2 separate regions of the Homo sapiens genome follow, and region 1 is linked to region 2. A link is a contact called in ENCODE Hi-C or POLR2A ChIA-PET data. All regions are on one chromosome and are shown on one strand. Each heading gives the region's core, a stretch centred on a gene start or an enhancer-like site at or near the end of the contact. The rest is flanking DNA. Distances are from core to core; before and after follow the strand shown.

The links. A loop is a pair of places that touch in the nucleus more often than their neighbours do. ChIA-PET counts read pairs that join two places held with the same protein, here RNA polymerase II (POLR2A). Pooled maps may share reads with other maps.
Region 1: a pooled map shows a loop between it and region 2 (4-fold over the local background). The contact joins the promoter of DSG3 here to the promoter of DSC2 in region 2. A Hi-C loop is called at or near these places in 1 of 50 pooled maps. POLR2A ChIA-PET finds 5 or more read pairs at or near these places in 3 of 52 experiments (H1, MCF 10A and WTC11).

What each region holds. Positions count from the first base shown.
Region 1 is chr18:31,445,476-31,449,618 of GRCh38, reverse strand. It overlaps DSG3 (desmoglein 3), which reads right to left and starts at 1,878. Exons shown (of 16, transcript NM_001944.3): 1 at 1,694-1,878. The coding sequence starts at 1,741.
Region 2 is chr18:31,099,409-31,103,718 of GRCh38, reverse strand. DSC2 (desmocollin 2) reads left to right here and starts at 1,298. Exons shown (of 16, transcript NM_024422.6): 1 at 1,298-1,816. The coding sequence starts at 1,748. DSCAS (DSC1/DSC2 antisense RNA) reads right to left here and starts at 2,131. Exons shown (of 4, transcript NR_110785.1): 1 at 1,996-2,131; 2 at 525-596.

The DNA.
Region 1 (4,143 bases), core at 629-3,128, 350 kb before region 2:
TCAAACAATTGCATGTCCACTCTAAGACAGATATAATAAGCATTGAGAATATAAAAATAAAAATTAGCCTCAATATAAGGATGTCACAGTCACTCCAGAATCAGAGGAGTAATTGAGAGTGTCCTATATGTCAAATTAGAAAAAAAAAAGAATCCCCCTTAGCTTATGGTGGCCCAATCCTATGTCCTCATGGCAATACTATCCCGACAGCCCATGCTGCATGGCCCCTAACTTCCTGAGCTTTGCCATTGGCTTGGACATAGGGGTTATCAGACCACCTGGGGTTCAGCCCAGACATTTCCCATCTGGAAAGGTGGGAAAGTCATACAACTGTCACATTTCTCTTTAACAACATCCTCCTTTCAAATAAAATCAGGTACTGAACACAGTTACATTGTCGTAATAGAAATAGAATCTTAGAGGCTGGGTGCAGTGGCTCACATCTGCAATCCCAGCATTATGGGAGGCCGAGGTGGACGGATCCATTGAGGCTAGGAGTTTGAGACTAGACTGGTCAACATGGCAAAACCCCATCTCTACTAACAATACAAAAAAATTAGCTGGCTGTGGTGGTGCACGCCTGTAATCTCAGCTACTCAGGAGGCTGAGGCACGAGAATCACTTGAACCCCAGAGGCAGAAGTTGGAGATCGCACCACTGCACTCCAGCCTGGGCAACAGAGCCAGACCTTGTCTCAAAAACAAAAACAAAAACAAAAATCTTAGGGAGAGCTAAGAAAGTCCTTTCTTGAGATCTATCTCCCTGTGACTTCTTGAAGTCCATTTATCTCAATTTTTTTCATGAAGAAATGAGGTAAATTGATGCCTAGGCCAACCCAGCTTATCATGGAAACCATACAAATTAGCATTAGGAATTGTTTTGACATTCATTTTTAAGGTATATTTAACTATTTTGATATCTCCGTGTAACAGATAATATTGTGACTTTTCTTTTTTTTTTTTTGCTATAAGAACACAGTTAAGGAGTAAGTTAGTCTGTAACATCCAGGTTTTAAACAGTCTGTAACATTCCGTTTCTCTTTTAGATAATACTATGTACGACTTTCTCAATCAACAGAAGTATTACTTTTCTGAAAAAAATGGCTTTAAAATGTTGTATGTCTTTCCCCCCATCCCCAAAGGCTGACATTTTCTTTTGGCACATAATAGCTAAACATAAATACTTACTTAATAATCCTCCCAACTTCTCTAGAGTCAAACACTGCTTTGATTTTAATTCTGCGATTTTTTACTTTTAAAAGCGTGTCAGGTATCAAGCCCAGGCGTGTAGAGTTCTTAGCTATATGCTAAGAGACATGTAATCTTGGAAAATAGAAGTGGCTCCTGTGTTCTTGTTTGTGGGTTAGAAAAACTAGTAAAAGCATAACTTTAAAGAAAGTGAAAATGTTGTGGAAAATATAACCTGTGATTAAGATTACTTAATTCATTAACTAAAAAAAATTCTAAATGGTTTTTAAAACTCATTTCTTTCTGGTTTATTTTTCTATGTAAAATACAACATAAAAAACAACAAAAGAAGGAAATTGGTAATCTTCACGATTTCATTTCAAAGTGTTGATTTCCACTGCACTCCTTTTAGAATTTATAATAAAGATTGTGCAATCAAATATAATATTCTTTAACAAGGGAGGAAGCAGGGAAGTTTGTGATTATTAGGAAAATCCAGGACTTACCACGAAGATGGCCAGAGCCCCTGTAGTTCTGGGGAAGAGCCCCATCATTGTCTCTGATTTCCCTGGTGAAAAAGTCCAAGTGAGCCGCTGCTTCTATCCTGCCAGCCGTCTGCAGTTGATGTCTAAGAAAAGCCCTCTGCAGCGTCTCTGCTGCTTTCCGAAGGAGTCTACAGATGGTCTGTTATGCGGTCCCTCCCCACCCTAAACCAAGGGTAGGTCTCACCAGAAACGCTTGCATCACCTTTGCTCCCAGGTAAAAACTTAGCCACACCTCGATTCCTAAAGCAATGAAATCCTTTGTTGGAAGCTGAAAGAAAAGTTCACAGGCTAAAGACAAAGTTTAATAGGAAGGTACCAGATGAATAATAAATTAATCATGATGTGGAAGTGCAAAAGCTAGTCCGGACTACACTTTGTCAGTGTTGATGTCTTATGGCTGAATCTAGTTGACTATGGTTACAATGAAAACCGAAAAGCAAAGCAAAACGTACAAAATCCCCCAAAATCTAACTTGTAAAAGAGCATTTATTTTCAGCCTGAGTATGTGTGGGTAGATCTAAAGTTAAGCAAAATGTAGATGTTAAGCAATGATATATTTTATTGAAAGGCACTAAAAATATGAAGAAGAAAAACATCCCATTAAGCAACTATGAATGTAGGCTTTGAATAAAAAAAAAAAAAGAAATAAAATTGAACAGTTATATGGTGCCTTGAATATTTGAAATATATAAATAATGCGTTGCAAAATTACTCTGATAATACTCAAATGACATCTTTTATACTGTATTTCTTTTCATTTATAACTTTCAAAAAAGCCTAGATTGCCTAATAAGGTAGATTATCTTGGTGCTCTTTTCATTACTCAAGACATTTTCCCCAGTGTGGTGAACCTGCTTGCTGTTACATACTCGGAAGTGCTTAAATACTTCGACTCTAACCCAAGATAAAGCAGAGGGGAAAAATTACCAGCCCCATTTTAGCTACTTTGCTTATAACATTAGAATTTAAAGTACTTTTTACAGTTTCAGAAATATTGAAAGAAAGGTTTGGTAGAAGAGCAATTTTATCTTTGCAAGTATTACACATTAGGTTTTAGAAACCACTTAATCACAGTTTTTTTTTTGAATCGGGGTCTCGCTCTGTCGCTCAGACTGGAGAGCAGTGGCGCGATCTCGGCTCACTGCAACCTCTGCCTCCCGGGTTCAAGCAATTCTCCTGAATTGAGGAGGCTGTCTCCTGCCTCAGGCTCCCGAGTAGTACAGAAAATGAAACATTATTCTTATTTATTTATTTATTTATTTACTTACTTACTTACTTGAGACTGCGTCTCTTTGTGTTGCCCAGGCCGGAGTGCAATGGCGCGATCTCGGCTCACTGCAAGCTCCGCCTTCCGGGTTCAAGTGATTCTCCTGCCTCAGCTTCCCGAGTAGCTGAGATTACAGGCTCCCGCCAACTCGCCCGGCTAATTTTTGTAGTTTTAGTAGAGATGGGGTTTCACGTGTTAGTCAGGATGGTTTTGATCTCCTGACCTCGTGATCCTCCTGCCTCAGCTCCCAAAGTGCTGGGATTACAGGCGTGAGCCACCGCGCCAGGCCAATCACAGAGTATTTTAAGCAGAAAGGACTGTGTAGTCTAGGAGTTAGAAAAAACATCTTGTGAACAAAATTTTGTTTTTGTTTCTTTTTAAATTGTGGTAAAATATACATAACATAAAATCTATCATTTTAACTATTTTTAAGTGTACAAATCAGTGGCATTAAATATATTCACATTGTTGTGCAACCATGACCATTACCACTCTTCATTTCCAGAAAAGTCTTGGTTTTGAAATAAAGACTTTGTAAATAAAGTTTTATTGGAACACAGCCATGCCCATTTGTTCATGCATTGTGAATGGCTGCTTTTGTGTTGTAACAACAGAGTTGATATGGATAGAGACTGTATGGCCACAAAGTCAAAAATATTTTCTTGTTCTTTACAGAAAAAAAGAAAAATTGCTCATCCCTGAGTTTTACCATATATCTTAAATGGATTTGTGACAAATCTGATGAGTGTTGATGCTAATAGAGAAATAATTAGAGAACCCTTAAAATCTGCTTCCACTAGGAAAGAAAATTTCAAAAGATCAAATTTGGTGTTCTCTGTAGAGTTCCCACTAAATTCCATATATCATATTTTATGCACTTTTTGACTAAAATCAAAAAGTGAACTACTACTGAATCCTTTCCAACATGGGAAAACTGACACACAGGACAAGGTCTTTTCTGAGTTAGGAGGTAATTTCTCTGTGACTAGACTAGTTAACAAATAAATGTGATGAAATCTGAGCTGAGTACTATTGAATTTGTTAGTGATTTATATAATGTGGAATTCAGTGACCAAAATGTTGGTTACCTTTCTGAATTTAGTGTTTGAATTTGTTTAACAGTGGTGAGAGTTTGGGTTCATGT
Region 2 (4,310 bases), core at 49-2,548:
AGATCTCCAGAACCTGAAACGCTTATAGCTTTCTTTTTGTCCTCTGAAAAGCTTCATGCTAGAGACCATGATGTCATCTTTAATAGGATGAGGTGTGCTTATGGTATCATTGATGGAAAACTATGAGTGTTAAAAAATATGGAAACGGAAGGATGTCAATTATAGTCTCATGCTGATGACTCAGGCTTATTTTACTAGCAAAGGGTCAATGATAATTTTATGGATATGGAGACAGAACAGCTCATTAGTGGCATTCGTTAATAAAATAGGGCATGAGCATAGCACAGACACAGAGAATGTAAGGCATGCGCTGTTTGACATTAATTTTTAATTTAAATATACACTCAGTATTGCAGTAATTCTGGCTCGGCATACAATGGTGTTAAGATGGTGAACATTTTCAAGAATCGAAATGGTGTGAGTGTCAGGGTTGGCTTTTCACATAGGATTCTCAGGACATCCCTGAGGAAACTTAAACCAAATAAAAGGGAGCAGACAAGTTTCTCTTTTGTGGTCAGGCTTACCTGGTTTAAGTCAGTAATTGAAAAGAGGTGCAGGAGGATGAGTCAGATGCCTTGTCATTGCTTTCTGAAGAGCTAAAAGAAACAGCATTTATATCTTAATCTTCCAGATTGTGTGCTGCAATAATTCATTTAGTTTAAGTGCACTTCAAATAAAAATGTAAATTATCCCATTCTTATTCATTTCTCACCATGAACTCTGGTTTTGATGGTAGTAAAGAAGGTGAGAACTCTCCACTGGATGTTCAGGAGTCCGGTATAGGAAATAAGTTATAACTCTATTTGTGACCAGGGATGTTCTTGGAGAAAATCAGTAACCACATGTAGCCCACGACTAGGACCTCAATGGATGCATTTCTTATAGTAACTCACCCTCGATTTTATTATTTTGCAGTCGCCTTGATTCCCTAACTTTACGTACGTATGTATGTATATATGTATTTTTGTCTCTAAATTATGGCGATTGTCTTGTATCATTGTCATGCCAGTAAATTCCTAAAAACACAAGACCCCAAAGAATGGTGCCTCAGATGACTATGATGTCTGAACTGCTTGTGGGTGTGTGTAGGAAATTCACTCCAGTAGAGTGTGTAACAGTCTCCCTGGAGTCAACTTTCTGTCAGGTGGGCCTCAGGCAGCTGTGACCTAAAACCCAGCCTCTGCGGCTCAGACCTCGCTCTGTAATTGACCCCAGGGCAGGGACCACGGCCGTCGCCGAGGGCAGCGGGCAGGGCGGAGCCGGGGCCGACCGCGCACTCAGGAGTGAGTCTTTGTGCAGTCAGGGCTTCTGCTGGGCAGGGCCGGCTGTTAATCTCGCCTGGCGGAGCGGACACCGGGGCGTGGTGGGGGAGATGGGCCTTATAGGTGGCGTCCGCTGGTGAGAAACACCTTGCGCAGGTAAAAGGGTGGCGGCGAGAGGGAGTTCCCACCCGTGGCTTTCTTAGAGAAATGAAGTCTTAAGTCTTAAATAGACAACAAGGAGGGGCCGATCGGTGTCTTTTGGACGCGTCTGGAGCCCCTCCCTCCGCCAAAGGAAAAGCCCCTTGGATGAGAGGCAGGCGCTTCAGAGAAGCTAAGAAAAGCACCTCTCCGCGCGCCCCACCTCCTCCGCCTCGCGCTCCTCCTGAGCAGCGGGCCCAGACTGCGCTCCGGCCGCGGCCCTCGCCCCGCGGAGCCCTCCTACCCCGGCCCGACGCTCGGCCCGCGACCTGCCCCGAGCCCTCTCCATGGAGGCAGCCCGCCCCTCCGGCTCCTGGAACGGAGCCCTCTGCCGGCTGCTCCTGCTGACCCTCGCGGTGAGTGTAGCCGCGGCCACCGCTCCGGGGAAGGGGGCGATCGCCTAGGGTGCAGAGGAAAACTAGGGGAACGGGGATAGGTGGGGGTGGCGGGAAAAGCTGGGGTGAAGGGGCCTCTGGGTGGCTAGAAAATGGAGTTGGCGGGGGTGGGGGAGGGCAGATAGGAAGAGGATCGCGACCTGAGAGTTGGGATCCCCAAGGGAAGGGAAGGTGTCTCCGGTAGATGTAATCAGCGCACTCAAGGAGAGGCGGGAGCGGGCCGCTTTCGCCCAGCCAAAATCGTGGCCCCTGGGTACGCGCCGGGGAGCAGGGTGCGCCGGGGCGGGAGTGCGCCGGGGTCGGAGTGCGCCGGGGCGGGAGTGCGCCGGGGCGGGAGTGCGCCGGGGCCGTCCAGCTGGCCTCTGGCACCTTCCCCGGGAACGTGCGGCTCCCTGTGCCTCGGGAACGTGCGGCTCCCTGTGCCTCGGGAACGTGCGGCTCCCTGTGCCTCAGCGCCTGCCCAGGCCACGGAAAGGGGAACCGCTGGGCGGCCGGGACGGAGAGCGAGTGTCCTTGGGTGAAAAAGGGAACTGCTCGCCTTTCTGGGAATTGTTTACTCTGAGAGAAGGGCGGGGGGAAGTGGCGGGTGGGGGAGGGGATCTTGACCCTTTGCTCCTGAGGACTGTCGACCGGCGAGCCCTAGGTGAGCATTTGTACAGTTTCAGTGGTTTCTTAACGTGCGAGGCTTCAGTTCCCTAAATCTTCGGAGGAAGGAAGGGTCTTTCTGATTTCTTGTCCCCAGAGGCGACTCGATTTTTCTGCTCACCACCCGCCCCCCGCGCCACCGCCCCTTGCCCCAGGTTCTTTCTTTCTTTAAAGAGCACTACAGCAATGACCCTACCCCTTCCCAGAGCTGGGAGCCTAAGTGGTTGGCCTTATTTGGGGCGGGACAGCCCCTTTCCCAGGCTTGACCGATGGGATCTCGTTGGGGAGCCTGAAGACGCAAAAAGCCAATGCCGGGAGCAGCGTCTGGGGAATTGGGGATATAAAAAGTCCGATTGGACTTTTCCTGGCTCCCTGGAAGAGGAAAAAAATCGACAGGTGTGGAAAAGTGCTCCTTGTCTTAAGCAGAAGGCGTTGGGCGCCAATCAATCTTGAAGGACAAAGGGAGGAACCCGGAAGGCTAATTCCTTCTGGGAGAAGTGAACTGGGGGCTGAAATATTCGTATAATTTCCCCTTCTCTTCCGCTCTCACTTCGCAGTAGAGTTCCACATTTTACAATCATGAATTGGTAATTGTTACTGTTATTAGAATGTCTTTCTCGAGGAGCTCAATGGACTTCAAACCCTTAACTGAATTCTCAGGGCATATTAATAACATAGAAAGGGCCAAGTACACAGCAGTTAACATTTTACAGATGAGGAAACCAAGAATGGAATAAATAACGGTCAGAACATATGTTGATGAGTAAGAAATAAATTTTCATTAGACTCCTAATAAAATTGCAATTTCTTTTAAAACCACCGGCCATTCTTTAAAGGAAAAGGCATGCACAGACGCTGGCAATGCGTGGCATTGCTCTGCATATACCTGCAGAGAGAGCTTTCTGTGTGTTATCTCAGATTCTGTTTAGGAGGAGGTGGGGTATCACTGAATACACTGAAATTGAATTTCCATTCCTTGTTCTTCCTTAGCTTCGGAGTTTGATAGGCGGGGAGTGGGGTAGGAAGTATGCTGGCCCTGCCTACACTCTCATTCTGCTGGTTTTTGCTCTGTGCACATCTGTGCAAAGCCCTGCCAACCTCACGTGGCTGTTGTGGTTGTGAGTCTCAAGTGTGAGAAATGCGTAAATACTAAGTGTAAGAAATTATTAAGTAAGAATGATTGTAGCTGGGCATGGGGTGCGCGCCTGTGGTCCAAGTCACTGGAGAGAGGCTAAGGTGGGAGGATTGCTTGAGCTTGGGAGGTCCAGGCTGCAGTGAGCCCTGGTCATGCCACTGCATCCCAGCCTTGGTGACAGAGCGAAATCCTGTCTCAAAAAGGGGGGAGAAATATCTTTGGTAGGAGGGTAGGATCCTTTACCTTCCTTCCTTCCCATATACCCAAGTAATCCTTCACCATTCCACAAATCAGCTTTTCCTCACTTCTTAATGTTTCTTCAGACCACACCTGGCTTAGCCACTTGAACTCTGTCTTCTGCTAACCACTAATAAACCTTCTAAGATCACTGGCTCTCCTGTGCTAAATCCAAATGACTCATTCTTTATATGGTTCCACCTTGTAGCTTTTGCCCTTATTCTTGACATTCACTCCCCCCCGCCTTTTTTTTTAATCTTTCTGACCACTCAGGGTCTGACTCCCTACCTAGCGTCTTGTCTTTTTCTTCTTTTTCTGTTGTCTTTTTTTGGTTTGGTAAAAATGACATAACATGAGATCTACCCTCCTAACACATTTCTAAGTGTATCGTATTGTTAATTATAAGCACAATGTCATATAGCAGATCTCTAGAACTTT